Linked DNA regions of Homo sapiens: region 1 is linked to region 2. A link is a loop called in an ENCODE intact Hi-C map of the cell type or tissue named here. Cell type or tissue: K562. All regions are shown on one strand. Each heading gives the region's core, and the rest is flanking DNA. Links, peaks and the distances in the headings are about the cores only.

Region 1 (5,896 bases), core at 1-5,000, 45 kb after region 2:
GGGAGAGAGACACAAAGAAGGCAGACAAAGAAGAAACATTTGCAAATGGCAGGAGGGTGGCCATTGAGACTTGGGTTGGAGTGTGACAAGAGGGGTAGTCATTCTCTCATCTTGGGCAGGGAGTCTTTGAGGGTTATGAGCTGTGTTGGGGAGGAGATGTGGTTCTGAAGATTTCGGGGGTGGGGAGGCTCCTGTTTTCACACTGTCCATATTGTAGGATAGGTTAGAATGGGGAAGGGGAACTGAAGGGTTTGGAGAAGGGGTGAAGACATGGAAGGCCCTCCCAACCAAAGCAATCCTCAGGACCCCTCTCTGCTTTGCCCACTGAGCAAGACTCCCAGTCCTTTCTCCATCAGGGGGCAGAGTGCAAGAAGAGAAATTGCAGGACGCAGAGAAAAGGCAGGGGATAGAGGAGGTTTTAGGTAGCTGGAGGATACTGGGAAAGAAGACTGAGGTCAGTGGATCTTGGCATGATGGGGTGAAGACTGGGAGAGTGATTGAGATCAAGGTTTAGAGAGACACTGAGAGGGCTTCTGCAAGGGAGTGGTTGGACATCAGGAAGGAATATAAGGGAGGGGAACTGGGAGTATGTGGAGTTATCTAAAGGAGTACAAGTGGAGTAGGGGCAGGGACTAGCCAGAGTAAAGGAGATGAAACGGACAGAGGCCTCTTATGGGAGGTGGTGGCCAGGTATGGAGATCTGAGAGCCAGGGAAGTGTGGGTTCTGATTTGGGAGCTGGGTCAGCAGGAGTGTCCATTGGAGGAAATAGAGGATAAAAACTGGAATGGTGCCCCACAAGTGTGAGTCAGGGAATGGGGGTGATTTGGGGGACAAGCTTTAAAAAATGGTAGGGTAGCCTGGAAAACCAAACGTGGTGAGAGATGGACCCTGAAAGTTATTGGGAATGGTGTGATGAGGAAGGGTTAGAATTTGAGTCAGGGCTAACTAGAGTGTCAAGGGACCTATGGGGGCAGGTGAGAGTGTGGAGAGATGGCTGGGTAGACAGCTTCCAGGCCACAGAGTAAAGTAGAGGTGTTAAGGAGAGGATATGGTGACTTTGAAAGGAGAGGTGGCTTGGGGAGTCTAAGTTTTGGACACCATTGGGAGACATTTGAGTGACTGTGGTCAAACCCCTAGATCAAGGTTTGGAGTCTGTAGGAGAAATGGGGGAAACTGGAACCCAGAGTGGGGACTGTTATAGGGATGAAGAGGGAAGACAATGGATTGGGGTAATGAAGGAATGACAGAGATAGGGACAGACTGAAGGGACCAGTGGCCAGCAAGTTGAGGGGCAATAGGAATGGCCGGTCTGGAGCAGGAAGGGCGTGTGTGTGGGAGGAGGAGTAGATAGAATTGGGAAAATGAGCAGCCTGAACAGACGCAGGGAGTTGGAATTGGATGGGTGGTGGAACTGGGGCTGGGGGATAGTGAGGGGTCTGTTCCTGTGGCTCTTTGTAGAGGTGGAGGAGACTGCAGGGGTGGAGGTGTATGGAGGTAGGGATGGAGGTGGACAGGGGGAGCTGGGTGTGAAGCTTAGGGAAAGGTGATGGCTGAGGGGAAGAAGGGAACTGAGAGATGCTGGGTCGGGTGATGGAAGGAGATGAAAGGTGGGGGAAGGTGACCAGGCCCTCTGGCGGGAGGGGAGGTTGGGTCCCAGTCTGGCCGCAAGCCGGGCCGTGGGAGGGAGACAAGCTGTGGATCCTGATTATAAATGCAGCTTCTGCTACCCCCGTGACAGGCTCGGAGGGAGAGAAGGGGGTAAGGGAGGTGGGAGGTTGGGAGGAAAGCAGGGAGAATGGAGGAACTGAAGGTCAAGGGAAAACTGGATTCAGGAAGTAGCTAACTTCTGAGGAGTTGCAGAAGAGCTGAGTAGGGTTTGGGAGAATTCTCCGGAAGGTGTTTCAAGACAAATGGAGGGAGAAAAGAGGGTGGGACGGCAAAGAATGAGAGAGAGAGACTGGGGGAGAGAAGGGAGAGATCCAGTCACCAAGTGTGGAGGGGCCGGGGCAGAAAAAGTGGGCAGGCTTAGGGGGAAAAGGAGGCCCGCCCTTCCTGGGAGGAGGCGGAGGGGGGAAGAGGGAGGGGAGGGGCGGCGTGGGCCAGGGAGGTCTGACACACCCCCACCTCCCCTAGATACACCCCCTACTGATCCGGGACCGGAGGAGCGAGTCCAGTCGCAACAAACTGCTGAGACGCACAGTCTCCGTGCCGGTGGAGGGGCGGCCCCACGGCGAGCATGGTACGGCGGCCGAGCAGGCTCTCATGACCCGGACAGGCGCGGGGAGAGGGCTGAAGATGGACCGGGCTGGCGGGGCGGGGGCGTCGGGGAGCGGCGGGAGCTGGCCGGGGGCGGGAGAAGGCGGAGACAAAGTCTTGCTTCCCGAGGGGAGATGGCGCCCTCCTCTGGAAGGTGGAGCGGGACAGGGGCTGTGGGTGAGAGGCCCCTGTGGGTCCTCGCTCGGCTTCGCTCCCTTTCTCCTCTCCAGCAGTGAAGTTTGACTATTTTCCTGGTGCTTGTAAAAATAGTCTCCTTAGATCTTTAGCTTCCAGTCCGTGTGTTCCTGCCCCTGCCCCTCCCAGCCCCTGGTCTGGGATCTTGGAAAGAATGACCTAGTTCCTGCCCTCCCCCCAGACCTCTTCCCCACCCCTATGCTCCTGATTCTTCTTCCGGACCTTCAGTCCTTGAGGTCTCCTTTTATTACCCCCTGTTTTCTCCTCTCATCAGCTGCTTCTATTTTCTGCAATTGTATCACCCTTTCTCTTTCCTCCCTGATTTCTCTTATTTTCTGTACCCCTCTTGATTACCCCGTCCCTCCCCTCTGCTCCCGGCGAAAGTCCATCAGACTCCCATCTCATCTCCTTTCTGTCTGTAGAGCTATCTGCGCGGTCTGTCTCTCCAACTCTCTCCCTCTCTCCATCTGTCTCTTCCCCTCCCTCCCCCTTTCTGCCCCCCCAACCCCCTCTTTAGTCATTTAAAAAAAGATTTTTGTCTTCCTGAGAAGTTCGCTTAAAAGGTTTCCATGGGAACAGTGAGGGGAGATGAAGGCAGAGAACAGAGATCTGCAGCCAAGGTGCAGAGAGACGCCCTCAGCCCCCGGAAACCCCCTCGTCACTGCCCCCTTCCACTTCATTTCCCTTCCCGGACCTAGCGATCCAGGTTCCCCATTCCTCCAACCCCCAGGTGACCCCTTTTTCCCACCAGCTCCCCCTCCCTTCAGGAATTCAAGCTACCAGTTTCTCTCCCTTAGAGAGCCAGTGACCTGTCCCCATCCTTTGGCTCCTTCCAGCCTTCTGATAGGTCCAGGCCCTACTAGCCTTGTGGGCCGGTTTGGGGACCTTGGGTGGGTGGGTGGGTGGTCAGGGATGTGTGTCATTGTCATGGAAACCCCATACCATCGGGGTGTGTGGGTAGCACATCTCTGTGAGGCAAAGTCAGGTGGTGGTGGAGTGTATACAGAGAATGTGTGTGATGTCTGTCACATCTGTGTGTATATGTATATGTGTGTATGTCATGTTCATGTCTGGGGAAGATGTGTGTGTTTGTGTGCATGTGTGTACACCTGCGTTTCCAGGCCAGAATGGTCACATGCTCACAGAGCATGTTTATCATGTGTCCTGTGGTTGGCAGATCTGCCCACTTATTCCCCATCTTTCTCCTTATCCTGAGTCCTCAGGGTCTAGGGGTCTCTGGCGGGGGTCTCCCGTGTGTTTTGGGTGGGGACACCGTGTGTGTTTGGAGTTGAGGTGGCATGTGGAGGTTGCTGTATTGGGGTTCAGTAGGGGCTGGGAGGGGTTCCAGGGGCATATGTATTTGGGGGGAGGGCTTAGTGAAAGTTGATGGGGGTGAACGTTTAGGGTCTTCAGGCAGACATGGAATGTGTAAAGGGCATGGAGGATGTGCAGTGGACATAGGGGTCGTTGGGACCTTGGGGACTTGGCAATGCCAAGGTGTTTGCTGAGGCTGTGGACTCTCCAGCCCGGGAGAGGTCGCCGGACCTTTGAGGGGCATTGGAATCCTGGGCTCCTCCTCTGCTGGGTGGAGCCGCGAACCCTCGTTCTCTCCGCGGTTTTGTGTGTGTGGGGGGGTCCTGCTCAGGAGGGGATGGTGGGTGGCCTGGTTTGTTTTGGGGGTCCCCTTGCCCCCCTCCCCCGTCTCTCTCGCGCTGTCTCCGGGCGACAGGGCTCGTGACAGAGGCGGCCACGGCAGCAGCGGTCGCCTAGCAACGGCGGCGGGGCCCGGGCAACGGCGGCAGCGGCGGGAGCGGCGGCGGAGGGAGCCGTTCCCGCGGCCGTCACCGCGCGGCCGTCCCGGCCGTCCCGGGCCCCGCCGCCGCCCCCACCGCGCCGGGCGGCGCGAGCCGGGCCGTACCGCCCCCTCTCCCTCCGCACCCCGCCCTTCCCCCGCGCAGGGGCGGGGCCCCTCCCCCACCGGGGACACCCCTGGCCCCCCCGGGGGGCGGTGCGAGGTAAGGGCGGGGCCGGGCGGACTAGGAGCGCGCGTAGAGGGGGGGGCGCCGCGCGCGTGGGGCGGGGGCGCGCGTGTGCGTGGGCGCGGGGAGGGGGGTGGGGAAGCCGCGGTGGCGGCGGCGGCGGCGGCAGCTGCTCCCTCCGCATGTTCTCGCTGCATCTTCCGAGTGGGGGGAGTTATGGTAACCGGAGGGGGACAGCGGAGGACGGGAGGGTCGGGGACCGGCCTCGTGCGGACAGGGTCTTGAGCACGCGGGGGCGGCCGGTGTGTGTGGGATCTTGGAGCCCCTGGTGGAAGGGGCAGCCCGTGTGTCCGCGTGTGTGTTCGTGCCCATGCTCGTGTCTCCTGTGTGTCGGTGCCATGTGCACACGGGGGCCCAGTTCCTCGTGCACACATGTGCAGCCATCCTTGTGCAAGTGTGTCCTGTCTTATCTTGCCTCTGCCTGTTTCCTGCCTAGGGGGCTGTTGGGCCAGCCACGGGCTTGTGGGGCAGTCCGCGGCCTTGCTGGTCCATGTCACCTCTGACCCTGAGCATGCATATCCCTGGCTGGGGCTCACCTCCTGTCAGGCTTCTGTGTGTGGGAATGTGTGGCCCTATGAGCAGGATTTTCTGTGTCCCTGGTGGCAGGTGTGTGTCTTTGCATGTGTGTTCCAGCACTGGCCTGAGTATCTGTGTCAATCCCAGCATGGGTGTCCAGGGCGTGTCTGGATGTGGGTGGTGTGGCTGGGGGGAGTAAGTGTGTGAATGTGTTCCTTGGAATTCTACTGTGTATGAAACACCTTTGGGCTGGGCAGGTGTAAGCCCTGCTTGGTCAGTAAGTGGGGACAGAAAAGCTTAAAAAGGGAAGAAATGGGGTAAAGAGGAAAAGTGGGGAGGGGATAGGAGAGAAGGAATGAGAGAGGCTTGAAGAAGAGAGCAGAGAGCAGCAGGCCAGGGAGAAAGAATAGCTGGAGAATGGGAATGTGGGAGAAAGCCAAGCCAGACTTAGAAGAGAGAACAGGGGATAAGAGCTTAAGATGGGGAACTGGATAGAGATGGTGGGAGAAGAAGGGGTCTGGGAGCTGGGGAGGCAGTGGGGAGGAGAGAGTCAGGCCTTCTGGTAAAGTGATCTCTGAAAGAAGAAAGGGAAGAAGATGGGAGAAGGCACTGGATTCTTGTAGGCCTTGCAGGATCAGGCTTGGTTTTGGATCAGGGAAGGCCACTCAGGCATACGGGCTGGCTCACAGTGAGGCCTGTCATAGCAGGGACTGTCATTAGAGGTTCATATCCCCAGCACAGAGCTCTGTCTCCCATTTCTCTGCTCTGTGTCCAACCCTGTTCTTCGCCCTTCTCTGGCAACCTCCCTCCTCTGGCTCCCCTTGAGAGCTGCCAGCTGGGTGTGGAGAGGAAGAAAGGCCAAAGGGAAGGTTAGGGATTTGGAGGGCAG
Region 2 (5,000 bases), core at 1-5,000:
GACTACAGGCACGCACCACCACATCAGGCTCAGAAGATCACTTTTAATTAGCAAACGGCTCACTAGCAAGATTTGAAAAACTTCAAAAAGCTAAGTATAACTCTCAAATCGAATGCATTTTTACTTTGCACATACTGTTCTCAAGATTCTGGCATCCAAGAAAAAAAAAATAATACTTCTCCTAGGGCTAATAAATTTGTAAAGACTTGCTATTACATGACTTGTTTCAAATGTTTGCAGCATATTGTTTATATAAATTATAATGGTTTCCGTGAAATTTAATAATGGTTCAAAATTTGTATCATTTGAGATAAGTGAGGCATCAGTGAATTTACTATGCTTTTCCCACGTTGTGTTATATTCAAAGACAAAAATCTATGGCTAGGTATGGTGGCATACGCCTGTAGTCCCAACTACTCCTCAGACTGAGGCGAGAGAATCGCTTGAACCTGGGAGGCAGAGGTTGCAGTGAGCTGAGATCGTGCCACTGCACTCCAGCCTGGGTGACAGAGCAAGACTTTATCTCAAAAATTTAAAAATAGGCCGGGAGCAGTGGCTCACACGTGTAATCCCAGCACTTTGGGAGGCCGAGGCAGGCGGATCACGAGGTCAAGAGATTGAGATCATCCTGCCCAACCTGGTGAAACCCCGTCTTTACTAAAAATACAAAAATTAGCAGGGCATTGTGGTTCGCACCCGTGGTCCCAGCTACTCAGAAGGCTGAGGCAGGAGAATCGCCAAGATCACGCCACTGCACTCTGGCCTAGGCGACAGAGCAAGACTCCATCTCAAAAAAAAAAAAAAAAAAAAATAGAAACACAGTGGCTCACACCAGTCAGTAATCCCAGCACTTTGGGAGGCCAAGGCAGGTGGATCACGAGATCAAGAGTTCGAGACCAGCCTGACCAACTTGGCAAAACCCCATCACAAAAAACAAACAAACAAAAAAACTCTCGGCAAAACAGAGCAAGGCTCCATCTCAAAAAAAAAAAAAAAAAAAAAAATTAGCCAGGCGCGATGGCGGTTGCCTGTAATACCAGCTACTCAAGAGGCTGAGGCAGGAGAATCACTTGAACCCGGGAGCTGGAGGTTGCACTGAGCTGACATCGCACCATTGCACTCCAGCCTGGGTGACAGAGCGCGACTCTGTCTCAAAAAAAAAAAAAAGAAAGTGATCACATTTTGGGAATGCATTGACTATACCCTAAAAAGCTCAGGAGAATATACAGTTGAGGCTGGGTGTGATGGCTAACGCCTGTAATCCCAGCACTTTGGGAGGGCGAGGCAGGTGGATCACCTGAGGACAGGAGTTTAAGACCAGCCTGGCCAACATGGTGAAACCCCATCTCTACAAAAATACAAAAATTAGCCGGGCATGATAGTGGGTGCCTGTAATCCCAGCTATTTGGGAGGCTGAGGCAGGAAAATCGCTTGAACCCGGGAGGCGGAGGCTGCAATGAGCCGAGATGGCGCCATGGCACTCCAGGCTGGGTGACAGAGCGAGACTCCGTCTTGAAAAAAATGACATCACTATACTTCACATGGGCTCATTTATTGTCATTATTATTATTATTTTTTGAGACAGAGTCTCACTCTGTCGCCCAGGCTGGAGTGCAGAGGTGTGATCTCGGCTCACTGCAACCTCCACCTCCCGGGTTCAAGTGATTCTCCTGCCTCAGCCTCCTGAGTAGCTGAGACTACAGGTGCCCGCCACCACGCCCAGCTAATTTTTTGTATTTTTAGTAGAGACCGGGTTTCACCATATTGGCCAGGATGGTCTTGATCTCTTGACCTCGTCATCCGCCCGCTTCGGCCTCCCAAAGTGCTGGGATTACAGGTGTGGCGCTCATGTATTTTGTAATATATTTTCTTTTCTTCTTTCTTTTTTTTTTTTTGTGTGTGTCTGTGTGTGTGTGTGTAGAGGCATGGTCTAAATATGTTGCCTGGGCTAGTCTCAAACTCCTGGGCTTAAGTAATCCACCCACTTTAGCCTCCTAAAGTGTTGGGATTACAGGCATGAGCCATTGTGCCCAGCCTGTTATAGACTTTAAAATAAATTTGTTTATGTATTTGCTTATACCCTGCACACCCTAAGTGCAGTGTAGCCTCAACATGTCCAAGCAGAGCCCTTGACCTTCTCCACAAAACTCCTCCTCTTTTGGTGCCTGTCTCCCTGTGACTGACTTTGCCAGCCACCCAGTTGCTCAAGCCAAAAATCTGACATTCTCCCTCCAACTACCTTCTCTGCTCGCCCCACCCATTTCATGTCTTATCCATCTCCAGGTCCTGCTGGTTCTGCCTGTTAAGAACCTTCCACATCTCTGACCTCTCTGCATCTTCACAACTACACTTTTGTTCAGGTCCTCTTGCCTCTTGCCTGGATGACTACAGTGGTGTCCTAACTATCTTTCCTCATCCTCACCCAATTACTGCCAATCTATTCTCCATTTTGTAGCTAGCGTGTTCTTTCAAAAATGCAAATACCTTCACATCACTGCCTAAATTAAAGAGCACCCCCTCTCATTGCTGAAGTGTAAAGTCCCATGATCTGATATGTTCCCTTATCAACTAACAAGGGCCCTACAGTTAAGAAAACCAAAGTTACTTCTGGCTGGGAGTGGTGGCTCATGCCTGTAATCCCAGCACTTTGGGAGGCTGAGGCGGGTGGATCATGAGGTCAGGAGTTCAAGATCAGCCTGACCAACATGGTGAAACCCTGTCTCTACTAAAAGTACAAAAAATTAGCTACGCATGGTGGCGGGCGTCTGTAATCCCAGCTACTCAGGAGGCTGAGGCAGAGAATTGCTTAAACCTGGGAGGCGGAGGTTGCAGTGAGCCGAGATCGCACCACTGCACTCCAGCCTGGGCGACAGAGGGAGACTCCATCTCAAAAAAAAAAAAAAAGAAAAGAAAAAAAGAAAACTAAAGTTACCTACAGGTAGAGGGTTCAGAGTCTGGCTGGCATGGCAAATTTCTAAATTCCTATGGCTATAAGAAAAGCCATAGTCTTACTATAAACTCTCTAACAATAGGGAGTTAGGAGCTATCAGACCCCTCTTAACTATGATTTACAACCCAGATCACTACAACTCCGAGTAGACGAAGGACAGGCCTTCCAAACATTCTGTTTTTATTTTATTTTATTTTATTTTATTTTTTTGAGACGGAGTCTCACTCTGTCGCCAGGCTGGAGTGCAGTGGTGCGATCTTGGCTCACTGCAACCTCTGCCTCCCGGGTTCAAGTGATTCTCCTGCCTCAGCCTCCTGAATAGCTGGGACTACAGGTGTGCCACCATGCCCGGCCAATTTTTTTTGTATTTTCAGTAGAGATGGGGTTTCACCATGTTGGTCAGGCTGTTCTTGAACTCCTGACCTCAGGTGATCCACCAGCCTTGGGCTCCCAAAGTGCTGGGACTACAGGCGTTAGCCACCATGCCTGGCTGAATGTGATCGCCTTCAATGATGGCAGCACCCCTACATTTTACACAGGACCACCAGTAGGGTGGATAGGTGAGCGGCCTGTAGGTGGAATGAGAAGGGCAGTCCCTTTCTTTTCCTTCTTTTTTTAGTAGAGAAGTGGTCTCACTATGTTGCCCAGGCTGATGCTGAATTCCTGGTCTCAAGCAATCCTCCCACCTTGGCCTTCCAAAGTGCTGGGATTATAAGGGTAAGCCACTGCACCAGGCCAAGCAGTCACTTTGACATAAAGAAAGTCCATCCCTTGACCAGCACAGCTAACCTGGGAGAGCAGAAGGTCAGCACATCAATTGAAGAGAAGAGAGGACATTAATGGGAAGAGCCTGTTGGGTTGTGGAACAACCTTCCTGAAAGCTTTGAGAGGAGATAGGCAGAGCTATTCCCAGAGGACAATCTGGCATGTAGCACAGAGGCTGTGGAGTGGATGGGATGACTTTCCTGGGTGCCAGTGAAGCATGTGGCGCGACACCATCAGTGAGGGACACACAGGACGAAGGACTCCTTTGACTACCTGCCACTCTAAGGTAACAGAGATACCACCACAGTTGGAACACAAAGAATGGGGGCGGGGGAGCCATCACTAGGACCCACACATACAGCTCAAGCTTAAGGGTCAAAGTGGACCAGCCGGTAGCCCAATCATGTGCGATCCATAAAAGAAATACCTCTCTGCTAGCAGAATTGATCCTACAAGGCTACAGAACCCCATGAGCGCCCAATGGGAGCGAGTTCTCTGCTGGCACAGGCTGGCCCTTGGCTCTGTAGAGTGACTTAGGAAATTTCAAGGAAGATACTCCAAAGTGCAGAGTCCCTTCAAACACAGGGTCCGAGGCAGGGCCCAGGCCACTCAGGCTACTCCACGGTACTCTGTGGAGGCATAGCAACAATGTCTAGGCTGGGTGCAGTGGCTCATGCCTGTAATCCCAGCACTTTGGGAGGCCATGGAAGGCAGATGGCTTGAGTCCAGGAGTTTGAGAAATAACAGTGGCTTAAACAAGAGACAAGTGAATTTTTCCTGTAAGCAAATTCTGAGATAACCAGTCCAGGACTGGTGCAGAACTTCCAAGATTACCAGGAAGGCAAGACATTTCTAATTTGTGGTTCTTTTTTCTTTTTTTTTTTTTTTTTTTGAGATGGAGTCTCACTCTGTCGCCTAGGCTGGAGTGCAGTGGCACAATCTTGGCTCACTGCAAACTTCCCCTCCCGGGTTCAAGCGATTCTCCTGCCTCAGCCTCCCAACTCCCAAGTAGCTGGGATTACAGGCACATGCCACCACGCCCAGCTAATTTTTGTATTTTTAGTAGAGACGGGGTTTCACCGTGTTGGCCAGGCTGGTCTCAAACTCCTGACCTCAGGCGATCTGCCCTCCTTGGCCTCCCAAAGTGCTGAGATTAGAGGTGTGAGCCACCACGCCCGGTGAAGCTTGTGGTTCTTCTATTCTCAACAAATGGCATGGTTTGACGGGGAAGGGCATACTCCTTCCTTTAGGGCTCTCCCTGAAATGTGGATATATTACTTCCATT

Evidence for each region. Hi-C counts contacts between places; a loop is a spot of excess contacts. Peaks named below come from ENCODE experiments on the same cell type or tissue, not always from the same donor. Only the 100,000 strongest peaks of a DNase experiment are listed, where the experiment ranks them.
Region 1: a loop joins it to region 2, with 1.8 times the contacts of the local background. A loop is called at or near these places in 2 of 110 quality-filtered maps.

The regions. Positions count from the first base shown.
Region 1 is chr6:33,423,664-33,429,559 of GRCh38, forward strand. It overlaps SYNGAP1 (synaptic Ras GTPase activating protein 1), which reads left to right. Exons shown (of 19, transcript NM_006772.3): 3 at 2,135-2,240. Among named protein-coding and RNA genes, the nearest start is that of SYNGAP1, 6.5 kb to the left of the region's middle. RefSeq lists enhancers at 1,717-2,259, 5,409-5,896. In K562, for the core only: CTCF peaks have their summits at 2,417 (motif pointing left) and 3,988; DNase peaks (open chromatin) are centred at 1,658, 2,218, 2,338, 4,438 and 2 weaker places; H3K4me3 peaks cover 3,546 bases.
Region 2 is chr6:33,378,354-33,383,353 of GRCh38, forward strand. No RefSeq gene overlaps it. Among named protein-coding and RNA genes, the nearest start is that of KIFC1, 11 kb to the right of the region's middle. In K562, for the core only: no CTCF peak of the experiment used is centred there; a DNase peak (open chromatin) is centred at 2,278.